2 separate regions of the Homo sapiens genome follow, and region 2 is linked to region 1. A link is an interaction called in ENCODE POLR2A ChIA-PET data of the cell type or tissue named here. Cell type or tissue: endothelial cell of umbilical vein. All regions are shown on one strand. Each heading gives the region's core, and the rest is flanking DNA. Links, peaks and the distances in the headings are about the cores only.

Evidence for each region. Peaks named below come from ENCODE experiments on the same cell type or tissue, not always from the same donor. Only the 100,000 strongest peaks of a DNase experiment are listed, where the experiment ranks them.
Region 2: POLR2A ChIA-PET joins it to region 1 with 9 read pairs; 2 of 35 experiments call an interaction of 5 or more read pairs at or near these places.

The regions. Positions count from the first base shown.
Region 1 is chr2:209,933,578-209,944,087 of GRCh38, forward strand. It overlaps UNC80 (unc-80 subunit of NALCN channel complex), which reads left to right. Exons shown (of 65, transcript NM_001371986.1): 39 at 245-428; 40 at 2,137-2,231; 41 at 3,267-3,356; 42 at 3,952-4,053; 43 at 5,895-6,075; 44 at 7,644-7,912; 45 at 9,803-9,937. Among named protein-coding and RNA genes, the nearest start is that of RPE, 64 kb to the right of the region's middle. In endothelial cell of umbilical vein, for the core only: no CTCF peak of the experiment used is centred there; a DNase peak (open chromatin) is centred at 4,514.
Region 2 is chr2:210,065,165-210,075,674 of GRCh38, forward strand. KANSL1L (KAT8 regulatory NSL complex subunit 1 like) reads right to left here. Exons shown (of 15, transcript NM_152519.4): 6 at 10,388-10,510. Among named protein-coding and RNA genes, the nearest start is that of KANSL1L-AS1, 40 kb to the left of the region's middle. In endothelial cell of umbilical vein, for the core only: a CTCF peak has its summit at 7,915 (motif pointing right); a DNase peak (open chromatin) is centred at 8,037.

The DNA.
Region 1 (10,510 bases), core at 1,464-9,463:
AATGATCTGCTTTTTTCTTAAGAATTCGCCATTTTAATGATATATAAAAATGTACAGCAGCCTGTGTGGTCAGTTTTCCAGTTATGCCCTCTCCTGGTAACATTGAAAGTGTTAGAGAAGCATCTGAACAGAGAATATGAAGGCACAGAAGAAGGTCGAGTTTAAAACAAGAAAAGCTAAGGAAATGAGAATGTGAGCTCGGGATTATTGTAGCTTTGTGAACTCTTCTTATACTGACTTCTAGGTAGGATTAATCATGTACTTTGTGCGGACCCCCTGCGAGTGGGGGATGGATGCCATTTCAGCCACCCTGACATTCCTGTGGGAGGTGGTGGGTTACGTGGAGGGCCTCTTCTTCAAGGATCTCAAGCAGACGATGAAGAAGGAGCAGTGTGAGGTGAAGCTCCTGGTGACCGCTTCAATGCCAGGTAAGCCACTACTACTTTTTAGTAACATAACTTTAAAAAAAAATTATAAATAGCCCTTTGAAAGACTAAGAGTCTCTTTCATTCATGAGAAAATTTTCAGAGTTCTAACCCCCAGTATTGAGTGCTTCAAAGAATTTTTGTTTAATATAATCAGAGGAAATACAATAGACCCTTTAAAAAGTCAGCGGTTGCCAGCTGAAAAGGGAGACTCAGAACTGAGATCCGCATGAATCAGTCCTTGAAGGGCTGCCAAGGTTGAAGATTTATTTAAGTCTATTGCAGAGAGCCAGCTGAACTGAAAGCTTGTTTGAGTGAATTTTTGGCAGTGCAAGAATAATATTGTTTGTATGGCATGGACTCCAGTCTTTTGTAAACTCCATGAGTGAGGGCTTTATGAAAAATTGGAAAAGGGGAAAGCAGGAAGAAGGAGCATTACAAAAGAACATGAAGCGTGATGTAAACTCAAGATACGGTTCCTTTTCACTTCGGATAGCTTGTTTTGCCTTAAGACAAAGATTTGGACAATTCTTTATCCTTGTGCAGTGACTAAGAAAATTTGAGATGATACATGTATTGAAATAGAAGTGAAAGACAGAATTATGTAGAGATGAGAACACAGGTTCTCGCAGCAAAAAAGCCTGTGTTTAAATCATAGCACTGTCATTTATTAGTCACATAACTAGTATTAACTGTGAAGAAGTACATTATTTCTCAAAGCTTTCTTTCTTTGTGTATAAAATAGGGATATAATTCATACTTCACAATTGTGAGGAATAAATGAGTTGAGATATGTGAAATACTTGCTGCCATACCTGGCTCATGATAAGCATTCGATGAATGGGAATTGTGTATGTATAGGTTCTGTAGATTATCCAAAAAAAGTGATCAGTTTTTATTACAGCAAAGAAACTCCTATTTTTAACATACTTAAAAACAACTCACTAAAAATTGAGGTATATCATAATGTTCACAAAGATTTGTAATTAATGAATGAAGTAGAATAAATATTGTCTCCATCAGCCAAGAAGAATACAGAAAATGTAGCTTTCAGCTACATTTCAAGTACATGTTTTGGTTTTGCTAATATCCCTGTTTATATTTTCTTAACTTTTATTGCCTGGTCACCTCATCTAGAAAACAGGGATGTACTACTTGTTGAAATGCTTGAGGTTTGAATTCTAACTCTTCCACTAAATAAATATGTCTCTTAAGTTATTCCATTTCTCTTTTTCCTCATTTGTAAGATAAAAAATCATAACACCCACATCATGGGGTGGCTATGAGATTTAAATACAATTATGCATGTAAAAGACAGGTAGAAGTATTGAGAACTTGGCCTAGCGCGGTGGCTCACTCCTGTAATCTCCGCACTTTGGGAGGCCGAGGCAGGTGGATTGCTTGAGGTCAGGAGTTTGAGACCAGCTTGGACAACATGGCGAAACCTCGTCTCTACTAAAAATAAAAATTTTTTAAAAGTATTGGGAACTCCATACCTATCACTTTTAATAAGTGAATATATTTAAAATATATGTATATTAATCTTAAATTTCCAGGTTAAAAATAAATAAAATATATATGTAACTATGAATTAAGAATTGTAATTAACAGTAAAAACATCAGCTTATTGATAATATTTTAATATTTTATGCTTTAAAATACAAATTTTCTATAGTAAAAGTCAGTTTGTTATTATTTTTATCATCTGTAGGTACTAAAACCTTGGTAGTTCATGGACAGAATGAGTGCGATATCCCAACCCAGTTACCAGTCCATGAAGACACTCAATTTGAAGCCCTGTTGAAGGTAGGAATGACTTTTAACAGAAACAATTTTTAAGGACAATGCTATGGCCACCTCACTGAAGATCCATTTTAGAATAAAATGGCATTTTTCTGTCTTTAAATGGATGTATGCATTTCTTTACTCTTCTAAAATCTGCCCCACTATTATTTCCTTATGCTATTTCCTTCCATAATTTTCCCCACTTCTACTGACTTTAGTCAGTAAACTTTTAGTAATCTGATTTTCAGGAACATAGTTCTGGGCCCAGATGTAAGTAGAAGAGACCTTTGGAAAAAAAATCAACTTTTCCAAACTCGTGCATCTTATTTCAGTAGAAAGGGACATTACTACTCCTTTTGTCCTCATTCAGACATCTCCAGAGAATTTCTAAGGCCCAACTTCAACAAATACTCCATTTTTATACTCACGATGAATGGTAGGATAGCAGGAAGGCAAACAGAGTATATTCAAACGCTGCCTTCACCACAACCAGTGTGACCTAAATCAAGTGATAAGACTTCTCTAGTCTCAGTTTCATTTTCAACAGTACTGAGATACTAGTTCAGGTTATACAAGTTATCTATGCCTAGTATATAGTATATAATGTGCACAGTGCATGATAGTTTATATTATTCTTAAGTGTTTCTCAAACATGCTTTCTTCCTGATGCTGAGACCAGTAGGTGCCACTGTTCCTCCACAGTCCATCACTCAGTCTGAATTATAATTGTACATCTTTGGGCACTATGAGATCAGATGGTCCATATCACATTATCAGTCTTTATCGTACCATTCTTTGGATAGCTCTGTGTGGGTATATATGCAGCCATGGTATGTGTGTATATATATGTGTATATATATATGTGTGTGTGTATGTGTATACACATATACACACACACATATCTAACGTATACAGTTTACATAAGACATCAATATATACAGATAATTCTCGTAAGAGGTTACCTTGTTTTTTCAAAATTTGTATCTGTCACCTTACTACCTAGCACATAATATCTTCCTGATAAACATTTATTAAAATTTGTTGCTATTGTTCTAGGAGTGTCTGGAGTTTTTTAATATCCCAGAATCCCAGTCAACACATTATTTTCTTATGGATAAACGATGGAACCTTATCCACTACAATAAGGTGAGACACCAGTAGTGACATCCCCGTTGAGTTGTGCCAAAGGCTTATCATGCCTACCTGAGGGTGGCTCACAGTCAGGGAGGCATCGCTGTTTAGAAGGTAATAGTATGGCCACCTGGGTCACACCATCTTACTATCAATGGGGCTTTTGACTGGCGACTTCACCTTTCTACCCTTTGGTTTTCTTGTGTGTAAAATGAAGGTAATGATAATGGTATCCATGCTAGAGCAGTTGTAATAGTTAAATGAGATAAGCTAGATAAGACACTTAGGTATTGATCATTATTACATGAAAAATTACGTTGCCCGTATAATACCTGTGTGTGTCTATTTGGAATTTGAATGCTGTTTTGCATCTCTTTTCTACCATGTTAAACAAGACCATGCTGATCTGATCTAATGAGCAGAAGGGCCTCAGGATGCTCGCTGACATCACTTTACAGTGATCTTCCAGAGTGTTGTTTAGTACATTGCCTTTAGCTGCTTTTCTCCTGGCATAGCATCCTAGTGCTTAGATCTTTGGGTAAAGAAGAAATGAGAAAAGATGTTTAATCTTTTGAACTCTTTTTTTTGTCTCTTTATGTAATCCACACAGACCTATGTTCGAGATATTTATCCTTTCCGGAGGTCAGTATCTCCCCAGCTGAATCTTGTACATATGCATCCAGAGAAGGGACAGGAGCTCATTCAGAAACAGGTGACAGACCACGTCAGTTTTATTCCATGGTTTTGTCATGTTGTTGGAGTAGATATCTGTTCATACTTTGCCAACTTTGAGATTTTATGATTCCATTTTGACCCTCTCTGGAGACAGTAGTTGGCCCTCACTCAACAAATTATTCCCCTAAATAGTGTAAGATTTACAAATTGGATCATTGCTTAAAGGTAGTAAGAAACACTCACTTGGAGTAGTGTAATGATGAATTATTGAGTATAAATAATAGAAATCTCCTAATTATTTACCTATTATTTTCTATATGTAGATTTTCATTTCACATTTCTGTAAAATTGGATTGGAAATACACATAATGTAGCTATGTAAATTATCCCAGTGGTTTACACTAGCTGGCTACACAGTAAAAGGGGTCACTCTAGTATGCTTGAAAAAAAAAGCATTAAACTAAAGTTCAAAGATTTGGACTTCATCCCAGTTCTGCCTCTGACCAGGGATCTGACCTTGGGCATGTTATTAATTTCTCTTGAAACAGGAAGAGATATAGTCTAGCAGCTGTACTTAGGTTTAAGGTTGAAGAACAGAATAATATTCACATTTAATCTCAAATCAAACTTTGAGCTTAAGGAAAGTCACTATTCTGCATGCAAAATATAGCTTTAGTACACAATTCTAAAAATGATACAATTTTAATATTGCATATTTATTACATTCATTTTTAAATAAAATCTTTAAAGAATTTCAGGATACTTGATCATTTCAATTTTCTGTACATATCAAGGATAATAATTTGCCTTCAAAATATCCAAAAATATCTTCATGAAATGGGTGAGCATCGCATAGAATTAGACCACTTAAGTAATTAAAAATATAGCTACAATTAACTACCGACATTCTATTTAAAAGAAAGAAAATACTAAATGTGTTGCAAGGTGTGAGATGTTGGGCAAAACTATTAGATCTTAAATATAAACAATTCCTAAAACAATTCTCCTCAAATTACCCCAGCCCATGATTTTGGGGTAAGATAATTGAAACCCTAATCAATAATGGTGCTTGCCTAGTCTCTGTCTCTCTCTCTCTCTCTCTCTCTCTCTCTCTCTCTGTGTGTGTGTGTGTGTGTGTGTGTGTCTATTCATCATGTTTAAGAACAAGTTTTCAAAGAATGCCATCAAATGGAGTTCTTGCTCTGATGTACACTTCAAGTTAGAGCCTTAAGACTTCTAAGTTCCTCAGGGAGATTATAACATGGAGGCCTATGAGTCTGGCTCAGAAGTTTCCTCAGTAGCTACTCACTGCATATAAACTTCCTAATCATCAAGAGAAAAGGACCTAAGAACCAAGAGCCCCATGTGTATGCCCTCTAAACTCAGAGCACCAATCAAGGACCTATGAGCTTCTGTCCCAAGATAGGGTTTTCCTGGATCTCACATCAGTCTTTGTTTTTTTAAAGACAAACCCGGAACTCCCAGGAAACAGCTTCAGGCATTGGTGGCAATGGAACTGACTGACTCACTGACCCTGTTAGTGAAGGTCTTCCATATTATAGCATCCAAACAAATGGGCTCTATTTAATATTGAACTAATCTTGACAATGCTTGCCTTATGCTCCTCTCCAGCCTAAAACTCCATAAGGAACATTTCCTTCTGTAAAGCAGGCAGAAGGAAGTAAGAGGCAATTGAGAATTGTTTGCTCTTGCTTGTGGTAAAGGATAAAAACACATGTCTCCCTCATTTCACTTTTTCCCCTTTTCCGACTTTATCAACCCAGTTTGCCATTAAAGGTTTTCCTTTAGTTTTTTCAGTCTATAAATCTGGAGTTTCTAATACTCCTTTTTGTCTGCTCCTGCTTTTGTTTTCTCCAGGTGTTCACCCGAAAGCTGGAAGAAGTAGGGCGGGTGTTGTTTCTCATCTCCCTAACCCAGAAGATCCCCACAGCCCACAAACAGTCCCACGTCTCCATGCTTCAGGAAGACCTCCTCCGCCTGCCCTCATTCCCTCGTAGTGCTATTGATGCTGAGTTTTCACTCTTCAGTGATCCTCAAGGTATCAAACAAAGAAACATTGCCTCTCTGGGGCTTTTTCTAACACACTTGTTGTTTTTTTTTAAAATTTTATTATTATTATACTTTAAGTTTTAGGGTACATGTGCTCAACGTGCAGGTTTGTTACATATGTATACATGTGCCATGTTGGTGTGCTGCACCCATTAACTCGTCATTTAGCATTAGGTATATCTCCTAAACGCACTTGTTTTGTTCTCAAATGGAGAGCATCTGAATCAGCAGACAGTGCTGTAAAACCAGTGCTTCTCAGACCTGAGTGTGCACAAGAGACCCCTGAAGGACTTGTTGAAACACAGATTGCGGGGCCCCACGCTCCACCTCCGGGTTTCAGGATGGGGCTCAAGAGTTTGCATTTCTATTAAGTTCTCAGGTGATGCTGATGCTGCTATCCCAAGCACCACATTTTGAGAACCACTGCTCTAAGCTAGTCATCAGCAGTTGAAGCGTGGGTAGGATGGTGTTGTTAGGGTATGAGAATACTTGACTAAACAAAGACCGGGTATTTGTGTGAAGTTCAAAAAGAGGCAAAATTCATCTAGAATGACAGAAATCAGAATGGTGGTTGCCTCTGGATTTGGAGGGAATGAATTTCCTGGAAAGGGGCAGAAGGGTGATGAAAATGGTCTGTATATTGATGGAATGTTGTCTACATGAGTGCATAGTGCATATTTTTGTCAAAATTCAATGAACTCTAAAGATCTGTGCATTTTACTCTAAATAATACCTCAATTGAGAGAAAGAGAGACACAGAAGGAGACCCACTTTGGAGCCTCGCTCTGTTACTCAGTTATTAATTTGAGACAATTTACTTAAATTAGCATCTCTATGTTTTATCGCCCTCATCCAGAAGCTTCAGACAGGCTGGGCAAGGTGACTCATGCCTGTAATCCCAGGCCTTTGGGAGGCCCAGGGAGGCAGATCACTTGAGGTCAGGAGTTTGAGACTACCCTGGCCAACATGGCGAAACCCTGTCTCTACTAAAAATACAAAAAAAATTAGCTGGGCATGGTGGCGGGTGCCTGTAATCCCAGCTACTCAGGGGTCTGAAGCATGAGAATCACATGAACCCAGGAGATGGAGGTTGCAGTGAGCCGAGATTGCGCCATTGCACTCCAGACAGAACGACAGAGCGAGACTCCATCTCAAAAAAACAAAAAACAAAAAACAAAACGCTTCAGCTTCAGCAGTAGATAGAGCTCTAGCCTCTGACCATTAATTAAAAGACCAAGCAGTAGTCCCATCCCTGCTATTTTCTAGCTGAAATAATTTATTTTTCTCCAACAGATGTTTATTTAGCAGTAAAACACTGCCAATGCCTGCTCTGCCTTACCCACAGTTAGTTAAAGAGGTGATGATGAAAGTTCATGGAGAAAAGGAAGTGCTGTATCAAGGCCAGTAATATTGTGCTGGAAAACATTTCAGCAGTAGATCTTCACATCCTGGAGCTGGAACAAACGGAGAACAGCAGCGCCTTGGGTTTGATCACCTCTCATGCTGACAGGATTGGTGTGGGGCTAATTCTGTCTCTGCTGTTTCATGTTCTCACAGCTGGAAAGGAACTGTTTGGCCTCGACACTCTTCAGAAAAGCTTGTGGATCCAGCTGCTGGAGGAAATGTTCCTGGGCATGCCGAGCGAGTTTCCATGGGGAGACGAAATCATGCTTTTCCTCAACGTTTTTAACGGGGCTCTGATCCTCCACCCGGAAGACAGTGCCCTGCTCAGGCAGTATGCTGCCACCGTCATCAACACCGCGGTGCACTTCAACCACCTCTTCTCTCTCAGCGGCTACCAGTGGATTCTCCCCACCATGCTGCAGGTGCCCAGAACCTCCTCTCCCAACCAGAAAATTAACATGAGTACTGCTCATATCTAGCCGTTCAACTAGATCTATACTGAAACTTTTTAATGATGGTGTTATCATCTTCTTTTGTGACAACAGAAGGCAACAAATGAAATCCCCCCATAAATTTGCAAGAGTTCACAATGTTCCTTTCTACTCTGAGAGCCCCAGACTTGGGATATGCTTTCCCATTTCGTCTAGGACAGTGGTTCTTAAGTTGTAGTCCCTGGGCCAGCAGCATCAGCATCAACTGGAAACTTGTTGGAAATGTACATTCTGGTCAGGTGTGGTGGCTCACGCCTGTAATGCCAGCACTTTGGGAGGCCAAGGTGGGAGAATCTCTTGAAGTGAGGAGCTTAAGACTAGCTTGGGGAACACAGCAAGACCACATCTCTAAAACAAAAAAAAGTTTTAAAGAAAGAGAAATGCACATTCTTGGAGCCCATCCAGGTCTACTGAATCAGAAACTCAGGGATCAGGGCCCAGTAGTTTGTGTTTTTAACAAGACCTTCAAATGGTTTTGATGCCCTAGAACAGGAATCCTCTACCTCCGGGCCAGGGACCAGTACTGGTCTGTGGCCTGTAAGGAACCCCCACCCCTAGATTTTCATAGGAGCTGGAACCCTATTGTGAACTGTGCATGCAAGGGATCTAGGTTCCATGCTCCTGAATCTAATGCCTGATGATCTGAGGTGGAACAGTTTCATTCCGAAACCATCCCCCGCACTCACCCTGGTCCATGAAAAAATTGTCTTCCATGAAACCAGTCCCTGATGCCAAAAAGGTTGGGGACCACTGCCCTAGAAAGTTTGAGAACTTCTGTTCTTGAGTCACATGTATGGCAAGTGTTTAGCTGATGTTTCTCCCGAGAGATTCCCTGACCTCTAACTGAATAGAGATTTTCATTCCCAGTAAATGTGGTGTGTTGGGATTGGAGAAGGTAATTTAGCAGGAACAATTTTTATTTACTCGTGTCTAATGTATAGCTGGCTACATTTAGGAGTACTAAATAAAATCAGGCAGGGCCCAGGGGCTCATCCTAGTTCTCTATTTTTGAGGAAGTTTTGATAAAAATTATGATCACAACACATACAAAGTTAAGTTTGCTCAACCTATGGGGGCAAGAAAGTTACTATCACAGGACTCTCTTCCTCATTTTTAGATAGTTGCAATTTTCTCTATTTTTTTAGTAAGTATTTTTTTTTTACTGATTACCAAAAGCGATTATGTTCATTACAAAATTCAAAAGATGGAGAAAGTTTAAAGAAAAGATAAGGCTCACTTAAAATCCTTTCTCCCAGGTAATCATTGTTTATACTTACAAATCCTGGCACTCTTTCCTACACACACACACACACACACACACACACTCCAGAATTATATATTTTCAAGTTTGTAACCTAGTTTTTTCATATAACACTAAGAATATCATAGGCATTTTATATAGCTATATTTAGCCTTACAGCATTTTTAAAATTACTGCACAGCATTCTATGATTTGTATATACCATAATTCACTTAACCAAGATATATTTATGAATAATTTGTCTCATATTTTCCACTGTTATAGCCAGTCTTGCAGCAGGCCTTCTTATGTATGCATGTTTATACATGTGTCTAGTCCTTTCCTTGAGATAAATTCCTAGTCACAAACTTCCTGGAAAGAAAGTATGTTTAGATTTTCAGCATTTTGAGGTGTGTTACTAAATTTATCTAGAGAAAGTTTATGCCATTTTACATTCCTCTCTACCAGTTTACAAAGTTAGCCATTTCCCTCCAAGCTTCCCATGACCATGAGTTTTAAAAGCGAGTACAACTTTGATACTTCATTAAGGCATTTTTTGAATATCTGGCATTTTTCCATAGGTGTACTCCGACTATGAAAGCAATCCCCAGCTGCGTCAAGCCATCGAATTTGCCTGTCACCAGTTCTATATTCTACACCGGAAGCCCTTTGTGCTCCAGCTGTTTGCTAGTGTGGCCCCTCTCCTGGAATTTCCTGTAAGTAAGCTCTGTGGGAAAAAAAAATGAAGACCAACAAAATGAGAAAAGCAAAGGTTATTTATTAGAGCTTACTATGGCAAGGGAGTTGGCTACCATCACTTGTGTTTTGGCAGAGATGCAAAGGCAGGCAGAGGAGTCGAAAAACTGTATAGTGAAAAAAGGAGAAGCTTCAGGTATGTCCTGATTGGAGCTATTGGCCTGGGGAAGCTGCAGGTGAACTAACTAGTAGTTGGGCATCTTATATGATGGGTTAGGGGTGTATATTGGGCTTTCTCTGGTTGGTCCTAAGTTGGAAGCAGGGACAAAAATTAGGAAAGCTCTCAGTTATTATGCCAGTCCTGGTTACTTTGGGCCAGTTGTTACAGAGGTTATTGTTTGGTTACCACTGGAGGTAGTGGCCTGACTTCCTACAAGCCTGACTTAGGCTGGCTTCCTGAGCTGGTTATTGTAGACAATGGGTTGGTTTCCTGAGCAGGTTGTTGCAGGTTGTGGGTCAAAGTTCTATCTTTATATATGATTTAGTCATTGACAGTTTGTATATTCAGTCTCTGAGCTCTCTTTCTTTAACCA
Region 2 (10,510 bases), core at 1,651-9,650, 130 kb after region 1:
GCCTGTAATCCTAGCTATTGGGGAGGCTGAGGCAGGAAAATCACTTGACCTCGGAGGCGGAGGTTGCAGTGAGCCGAGATCGCACCACTGTACTCCAGCCTGGATGACAGAGCACGACTCTGTCTCAAAAAAAAAAAAAAAAAAAAAAAAAAGAATCTGTTACATTTTCAAGCAGAAGTTAGAGAAAACAGAGCCAGTACTTCCCCATTCAAAAATAAGACTGTTTCTCATTTCCAGCTACTCCACACACCAAAAGGTTCTCACAGTTAGACATGGTATCAGTAAAAGATCAAATCCAGGGAACTGCCAGTAAAACTGTGGCCTCAGTGTCAAGATCTAAGGATGAGACTGTAAGACCCTTCATTAACACCTCAGAAAGGTTTGTCTACCTCTCAATTGAGGTGCCTGGACATGATTTTTTTTTTTTTTTTTTTTTTTTGATACAGAGTTTTGCTCTGCCATCCAGGCTAGAGTGCAGTGGCATGATCTCGGCTCACGGCAACCTCCGCCTCCCAGGTTCAAGGGATTCTCCTGCCTCAGCCTCCCAAGTAGCTGGGATTACAGATGCGCACCACCACGCCCGGCTAATATTTGTATTTTTAGAAGAGTAGGGGTTTCACCATGTTGGCCAGGCTGGTCTCGAACTCCTGACCTCAGGTGATCCACCTGCCTCAGTCTCCCAAAGTGCTGGGATAACAGGCATTTGAGCCACTGCACCCAGCCATGGACATGATTCTTGATGATGAGTTCCAAGACTTCAAGCCTGAGCCTAATGCCATAATGGGTTGAGACATCAGGGGTCTTGGAAGGAAGGTGTTCAATGGTTTTTACATATGAAAGAGGGAACCAGAGGATGGACTGTAGTAGTTTTCAATTACAGCCCCAATGAACCATGACTCCCAGTATTCTTGCCCTTGTATAGTCCCTCCTAAATTAAATCCTACACTGTATCACTTTAATAAATTAAACAGAAAAACACTGTGCTAGTTGTAGGATTAAGTCTTAAGAAGAACTCCTAGCTTCTATATTTGCATTTTGGGAGGCACAGAGAGTGAAGGAAGCCCAGCTATTCCAGCCCATCCAAGCATCCAGATGGCTAACCCCAGTCACAATCTTACTACAACTGTAGGAGAGACCTTAGGCAAGGCTGAAGAATAACTACTTAGGTAATCCACAGAATCATGAAAGATAATAGAAAATGGTTTTAAATCACTACGTTTGGGGATAGTCTGTCATGCAACAATAGATGGCCAAAACAACGGGGATAGGCTACTCTGAATGTGCAGCATGGGGCACATGCCCACTTCTATGGCAAAGATATACAGCATAATGAATTTTTACATAGGTATATGCCCTGGTAACCACCACCAAGGGTATGACACATTTCCAACTCAAAAACCTACACGGTGTCACTTTGTTGCCTAGGGTGGTCTTGAACTCCTGGGCTCAAGTGATCCTCCCCCATCAGCCTTCCCAAAGTGTTGGGATTACAGGCATCGGCCACCACACCAGGCCTGTTCTCACTTCTTTCACTCAACATATTGTCTGGGAGATACATCTTTGTTGTTTTATCAGTAGTCCATCCTTTTTATTGCTGTATAAATATACCACAATTCTGCTGGTGGCATTTAGATTACTTTGTATTTGGGGCTTTAATGAGTAAAGCTGTTATGAGCCCTGTGATGGTTAATTTTATGTGTCAGGTTGACTAGGTGAATGGATGCCCAGAAAGCTGGTAAAACATTATTTCTAGGTGTGTCTGTGAGGGTGTTTTCCAAACAGATTAACATTTGAATCAGTTGACTGAGTAGAGAAGATCACCCTCACCTAATCTGATGATAGCACGAATAAAACAAAAAGGCAGAGGAAGGGCAAATTCCCTTTCTTCTTAAGCTGGGACATTCATCTTCTCTGGCCTTCAGTGAGACATCAGTGCTCCTGGATCTCTGGCCTTTAGACTCCAGGACTTAATACCAGGCATCCTCCTCCCCCTGGTTCTAGGGCTCCAGCCTTGGACTGAATTACACCACTGGATTTCCTAGTTCTCCAGCTGGCAGACAGCATATTATGAAACTTCTTGGTCTCCATAATCAATCATGTGAGCCAATTCCCATAATAAATCTTCTCTTATATATCTATATATATTCTATTGCTCTCTTTCTCCGGAGAGCCTTTGTGTGTATATGTATTCATTATTCCTGGATGAGTTCCTAAGAGTGGAATTGCTGGATTATAAGAATAGATGTATGTTAGTCTGGGTGCAGTGGTACACGCCTGTAATCCCAGCACTTTGAGAGGCCAAGGTGGGCAGATACTTGAGCTCAGAAGTTTGAGACCAGCCTGGGCAATATGACGAAACCCCATCTCTGCAAAAAATATAAAGGAAAAATTGGCCAGGCATGGGGGCATGTGCCAGTCATCTCAGCTACTCCGGAGGCTGAGGTGGGGGTATTGTTTGAGAGCTTGAGCCCTGGAGGTTGAGGCTGCAGTGAGCTGAGATCACTTAACTGCACTGCACTCCAGCCTGAGTGACAGAGTGAGACCCTGTCTCCAAAAAAAAAAAAAAAAAAAAAAAAAAAATTGATGTAGTATTAATTGCATTTCCTTGATAAGCAATGATTTTAAACACATTTTCATATGTTTATTGGCCATTTGGATATCCTCTTTTACAAAAGATCTGTTCAAGTCTTATGCATATTTTTATTTTATTTTATTTTTATTTATTTATTTAGAGATGGAGTCTTGCTCTGTTGCCCAGGCTGGAGTGCAGTGGCACAATCTCAGCTCACTGCAACCTCCGCCTCCTGGGTTCAAGCAATTTTCCTGCCTCAGCCTCCCAAGTAGCTGGGATTACAGGCGCCTGCCACCACACCCGGCTAATTTTTGTATTTTTAGTAGAGATGAGGTTTCACCATGTTGGCCAGGCTGGTCTCAAACTCCTGACCTCGTGATCCATCTGCCTCAGACTCCCAAAGTGCTGGGATTACAGGCGTGAGCCACCGCGCCCGGCTGCATATTTTTTATTTAAAAAATTTATTGTGGTAAAATACATATAACAAAAGTTACCACTTTACTATTTTAAAGTATGTAACTGTATTTATGCCTATTTTTAATTAAGTTATCTCTTTTTTCTTGTTTTTTTTAGCCATTTAAAAATATATACATATATTCAGGATATAAAATCTTTGTTGAATATATACACACCCACACACACAGAGAATGCAAATCTCTTCAGTCAGTGTGTACTCTATTGTCTTAATGCTGTCTTTGATGAAAATTAGTTCATAATTAACAAAGCCCAAATTAGCAGTATTTTCTGATTAGTGATATTTGTATCCTGTTTAAGAAGTCAGCCACCCCGAGGACATGAAGACATTCTCCTGTGTTTTCTTCTAGAAGTTTATTGTTTTCCTGTCACATTTAGGTCTGATTTACCTTCCTTTTTATTGGCGGGTAATAAGTGTTTGCAACTGAGTTGTTCTATCAGTGCATTTCCTGCCTGTAAAATTTTGGGGGTCTGACAACCTTTTTCATTTTGTCTCGTCTTTGCCCCTTTTGGTTTAAGCTGGTAGTGTTGCTTCAGGTATAAAATTCTCAAAATCTTTGTGGGATTCTCACATATGTCAAGGGAATCCATGTCATTAAGACAGGAGTGTTCTCTCAAAATTCTTTCTGGATAACCTTATCTCTGTTCCTGGCTTCTGCTTAGATGATTGATTGGATCCATGAGTTACATACCTAACCTTCCCAGCAAAAGTTTGTCTCTGCTCTGGGTAATCCCCAGAGCAAGCTATATCACTTTTTGTAATAGCCTGAGAATTTTCCAAATCATCAAAGCTCTGGTTGCTTTTAACCTAACAGCTCCTTACTCACTTTATCTCTTTCCTCTCATATTCTACTCTAAAAAGCAAGGAGAAACCAGATAACAAATCCTACACTTTACTTGGAAATTTCCTCAGCTAAATATCCAAGTTCATTGCTTAAAAGTTCTATTTTCCACCTCACAGTAGAATATAATTCAGCCAAGTTTTCTGCCACTTTATAACAAGGATAGCCTTCCCTCCAGTTTCTAATAACGTGTCCCCCATTTCCTTCTGAAACTTCACTGAAGGCACCTTTAACATTCATGTTTCTAGCAAATTCTGTTCATGATGATATACATATTCTCTAAGATAACAGCAGCTTTGTCTTTCATTTTCCTCATTTCCTTCTGAGCTCTCACAAAACCTAGGCTTTTCCCTATCATGGACCTTAAAATTCTTCCAGCCTTTGCTCATTACCCAGTTCCAAAGCCACTTCCACCATTAAGTATTTGTTACATCAGCACCTTACTTCCTGGCACCAAACTCTGTATAAGTTTCCTAGGACTGCCATAATAAATTACCATAAGGTGAGTGATTTAAAGCAACAGAAATTAATTCTCTCATAGTTGTGAAGGACAAGTATGAAATTGATGTGTTGGCAGGGCTACACTCCCTCTGATGGCTCTAGGGGAGAATCCTTCCTTGACTCATTCAGTTTCTGTGGCTCCTGGCATTCTTTTTTTAAAATTAAATTAAATTTAAATTTTACTTTTTCTGCCAACACCTTGATTTTAACTTATTTATTTATTGCCCCTGACATTCTTTTTTTTTTTTTTTTTTTTTTTTTTTTTTTTTTTTTTTTTTTTTTTTTTTTTTTTTGAGACAGAGTCTCACTCTGTCACCCAGGCTGGAGTGCAGTGGTAGGATCTCTGCTCACGGTAACCTCTGCTTTCTGGGTTCAAGCAATTCTCCTGTCTCAGCCTCCCGAGTAGCTGGGATTACAGGCACCTGCCACCACACCCGGCTAACTTTTGTATTTTTAGTAGAGACAGGGTTTCACCATGTTGGTCAGGCTGGTTTGGAACTCCTGACCTCAAATGATCCGCCTTCCTCAGCCTCCCAAAGTGCTGAGATTACAGGCGTGAGCCACTGTGTCTGCTTGGCCCCTGACATTCTTTAACTTGTGGAAGCATAACTCAAATCTCTGCCTTCATCTTCATATAGCCTTCTCTGTGTCTCAAATCTCTTTCTCCGTTCTTTTTTTTTTTTTTTTTTTTTTTTGAGATGGAGTCTCAATCTGTCACCCAGGCTGGAGTGCAGTGGCGCGATCTCCGCTCACTGCAAGCTCCGCCTCCCGGGTTCATGCCATTCTCCTGCCTCAGCCCCCGAGTAGCTGGGACTACAGGCGCCCGCCACAACGCCCAGCTAATTTTTTGTATTTTTTAGTAGAGATGGGGTTTCACCATGTTAGCCAGGATGGTCTAGATCTCCTGACCTCGTGATCCGCCCGCCTCGGCCTCCCAAAGTGCTGGGATTACAGGCGTGAGCCACTGCGCCCAGCCCTCTCCTTTCTCTTATAAGGACGCCAATCACTGGATTTAGGACCCATTCTAAATTCAAAATGATCTCATTTCAGGATCCTTAATTGCAACTACAAAGACCTTACTAACAAAAATGTCCACTGTATTAGTTTGCTAGGTGTGTCATAACAAAATGCCACAACTGAGTGGCTGAAATAACAGTTCTGGAGGCTGGAAGTCAAATCAAGATGTCAGCAGGATTGGTTTCTTTTAAGGACTAAGAGGAAGACTCTGCTAGGCCTATCCTCTATCTTCTGGTGTTTGCTCTGTTATATGTATATGTAATATGTATTTTACCACAATAAAAATTTTTTTAAATAAAACATATGTAGCCGGGTGCAGTGGCTCACGCCTGTAATCCCAGCACTTTGGGAGGCTGAGGCGGGTGGATCACGAGGTCAGAAGTTTGAGACCAGCCTGGCCAACATGGTGAAACCTCATCTCTACTAAAAATACCAAAATTAGCCGGGTGTGGTGGCGGGCACCTGTAATCCCAGCTACTTGGGAGGCTGAGGCAGGAAAACTGCTTGAACCCGGGAGGCGGAGGTTGCAGTGAGCTGAGATTGTGCCAGTGCACTCCAGCCTGGGCAACAGAGTAACACCAATCTTTGGTGTTCCTTGGCTTGTAGAAGTGTCATTCTGACCTCAACTTTCATGTTTATGTGGCATTCATCCTGTATGCATGCATCTGTGTCTAAATTCCCCCTTTTCATTTTTATTTTTTTAATTATTTATTTAGAGACAGAGTCTCACTCTGTCACCCAGGCTGGAGTGCAGTGGCATGATCTCAGCTCGCTGCAACCTCCGCGTCTCAGGTTCAAGCGATTCTCATGCTTCAGCCTCCTAAGTAGCTGGGACTACAGGCACAAACCATGATGCCTGGCTAATTTTTGTATTTTTTAGTAGAGACGGGATTTTGCCATGTTGGCCAGGCTGGTTTCAAACTCCTGACCTCAGGTGATCCACCCCCCTCGGCCTCCCAAAGTGTTGGGATTACAGGCATGAGCTGCCATGCCCGACCAAAGTTACCCCTTTTTATAAGGACATCAGTCATATTGGATTAGGGCCCACCCTGATTACTTCATCTTAACTAATTGCATCTTTAATGACCCAATTTCCAAATTAGGTCATATTCTAAGGTGCTAGCTGTTAGAACGTCAATATAAGAGTTCTTAGGGACACAGTTCAACCCATAACAGTTACATTCCTAGGAACCAGGAGTTAGGACATAGACATATCTTTCAGGGTGGTGGTGGGGAGACACAATTCTGCCCACTACAGCGTTTGTTTTTGCTTTTCAATATTTTAAATATTTCACTCCCCTCTCTTTTTGGTTGCACATGGCTGGTACCATTCCAGAAGGGAAGTTTATTTATTATATACAATGGATGCCTTAGCCATTTTACCCTTAATATTTCAATGTGTATTTCATAGAATAAGGATATTTTCTTACATAACTGCAAAAACAATAATATTCAGGGAATTCAACATTAATAAAATATTTTGTCTAATCTACCATCAATAGTCTAGTTTCCTCAATTGTCCCAATAATTTTTTTTCCCTTGAAAAGAATTCTGCTCTAGATCATATATTCATTTAGTTGTCATGTATCTTTTTAGTGTCTCTTTCAATCTAAAACAAGTCCTTAGCCTTTCTTGGCTTTCATGACATTGACATTTTTAAAAGAATACTGGCCAGTTGTTTTTTAATACTGTATGTCTGATTTTGGCTTTGTCTGATATTTACTCATGATTAAATTCAGGTTATACATTTCTAGTCAGAATACTACACAGTGTTATCCTCCCTCACAGGTGACAGTAGTTTTGATCACTCAGGCAAAGTATTGTTTGTTTCTGTATATATAGTTACTATATGCCCCCTGGCAACTGGCAGGAGGCACTTTAAGACAGCAGTCCCCAACTTTTTTGGCAACAGGGACCAGTTTCATGTAAAGCAATTTTTCCACAGACAGGAGATTGGGGGTGTAGGAGATGGGGAGATGGTTTCAGGATGAAACTGTTCCACTTCAAATCATCAGGCTTTAGATTCTCATAAGGAGCACACAACCTACATACCTCAGATGCACAGTTCACAATAGGGTTTGAGTTCCCGTGAGTTCCCGCCACTGATCTGACAGGAGGCAGAGCTCAGGCGGTAATGCTCGCTCAGCTGCTGCTCACCTCCTGCTGTGTGACCTATTTCTAACATGCCACGGACCAGTACTGGTCTGTGACCAGGGGACTGGGGACCCCTGCTTTAAGATCATGCAAATCTTGTTCCTCATCAAACCTCTCCTCAATCCTGACCCCAGAGTTATACCCATTAATGATTCTTGTCCAATCAATCTTTACTATGATGATTGCAAAATGATTCTCTAATTTGACTGTTTATTCCACATTTATTAATCAGCATCCTAGCATATGGAAAAGTTTTCCTTTTCACCAATTTATCTATCATCAGTATGGACTCATGAGTTCCTATTTTTTCAATGGTTCAATATTGTCCTTATTTATTTTGATGCCAAATAGTCCTAGATTTGGCCACTAGGGGCCTCTTCAAGCTAGCTTCTGTGTTCTTTCAACATGTCTTTATCATTTTTTTAAACACTTCCTTGCTTTCTGTTAACATTACGATGTTCCAGGATAATCATACCTTTTCTTCCCCAGCCCTGGAGACCAGCCATTTCTCCAGAAATCCCCGATTCCTTTTAGTAGGAAATGGTATTAGAAAACAAAATATGAGTTCCAGACATACTGATTACTTATCAGGATAAGTCTGAGTCTACATCTGTGCTGTCCAGTTTGGTAGCAATTACCCATGTGTGGCTACTTAAATTAAAATAAAAACAAAATAAATTAAATATTCAGGATGGGCACAGTAGCTCACACCTGTAATCCCAGCACTTTGGGAGGCTAAGGCAGGAGGATCACTTGAGCCCAGGAGTTCAAGACCAGCCTGGGCAACATAGCGAGATGTCTAAAAAAAAAAATGGAAAAGAAAAAAAAAACTCAGTTCCTCAATTACATAAGCCATGTTTCATGTGCTCAATAGCTACATGTGTCTAGGAGCTACCATATTGGACAGTATAGATTTATAGAGCATTTGAATCATTACAGAAAGTTCTATGGTTCTCAAGACTTTCCATAAAGAAAAAAAAGAAAGTTCTATGGGATATGGAATATCACTATTCTAGACCACTGCAGTAGGCAAATCTAGGAAACACACAAACACACACACACACACACACACACACACACACAGTTCCAATTCTCTATTGCCTTTTAAATATTTTCCTATGTTCCACTTCGTTAATTCTTTAACACATTAAACAATTATTTACTGAGCACATTCTATCAGACAGGTACTCTTCAAGGCCCTGCAGATCTGGAAATAAAAAGATACAGCCCCTATTCTCTGAAAACATAACACACTTTTTTCTGAAAAGTCAGAAAAGAAATGATTATAAAATAGTATAATAAATTCCAGCTCAGCAAGGTTAAAACAGGGTGCTATAACAATATATATACCATTCTGGGCATGTCAAGGAAGGCTTCCTGAGAGAAATGACATTTAAATTAAGTTTAGAAAGGTAAATAATTATTGGGGTGACAATATGGGAGATAAGCTGAGGGTAACAGAATTTGCTATTCTCCATCACTTTTTTCATCTTTGTTCCAATTATTCACTTAAAATCCTTTCTTTCTCTTCACCATAACCTTCAAAACTCTGCTTGTCTTTCAAAACCCATCTTTTCTATATATTTCCTAATACCTCTAACCTTATAAACCCTGAAATATACTGTCTTTACTGACTTCTGGCTCACAAAAGGTTTGGTTTATTTTTGTTGCTATAAATGTTTATAAAAAGAACATGGGCTTTGGAATCAGATTTACTGCCTCAGCCTCCCTAGTGGATGGGATTACAGGCACCGCCACCACGCTGGGCAAATTTTTGTATTTTTCACGCTGGGCTAATTTTTGTATTTTTAGTAGAGATGGGGTTTCGCCATGTTGGCCAGGCCAGTCTCGAACTCTTGACCTCAAGTGATCCCTCTGCCTTGGCCTCCCAAAGTACTGGGATTACAGGAATAAGCCACCGTGCCGGGCAGGAAAAGTCTTTCAATGAAAGCTAATTTGTCAGAATCCACATTCCTATTTATAACTGGACCCTGATAAAAGAGCTTAAAATTGTTTCCTAATAAAACAAAGCATCTTTATTTTAATAAACATATTTAAATAGATAACGTAATGATAATCAGAAACAATATTAAATAGTAGTATCAATAATTTCTTTCCTTTGATATATTAAGAAATCTAACGTTAATTGTCAGGGGGAAGCATATCCAGCAAGAACTAGAGATAACTTATTTTGCTTTTCATCACAGCTGGTTTAGAAGTACACTAAAGGAAGTATACCCATTATTTTGTTCACACATGAAAAATATGTTTTACAAAATGAATGTTTCTAATGAAGTATACTTAATTTGTAAAAATTGTAAGCATGAGCATCTAAAACTGTATTGCTTATGTTCTAGAAGAAGGAAAAGGAGCACTCAACAAGATTAATAAATATCAAACCTAAAAAGGAAAGCAACGTTACTTCTTCCAAAATAACTGACAGCTGTGCAGATTTTCTTCTTCTGAGCAAACATTTATGGACAAATATGTAGTACATTTGTGTTACCCTCTTATCTTTGACAGTACATTTTAAAAATCATCTTGACATTTCATTTTCTCTCAAATTAGTTTAGGCATAATAGATCTTTAAAAAAACTGGGGATGTGAGAAGTTTCAGAGTACACTGCTTGCAATGTTTAAAAAATTACTAAAGCCCACTTTAGTATTATTAATATCTACTATATCATTTTTAAACTATATTTGTAAGTTTTCTACATGTAATTATTCAAAATAAGTGTTATGCTAAATAACAATCTACATCTTCTCATGCATGAAATATGCTGATGGTGAATCTTTGATCATGTTTTCTTCCCAAAGGCAGCCTTACCTGTGGAGTCCAATAAAAAGTAGGGCTCAATCTGTACAGTTTTCGTTTGTGGAAACTCTGAAGTGGCCTTGTTCGGGCTGATGTACTCATGAAAGTCAAGGATGAAGATTTCAGTCTTGTCCT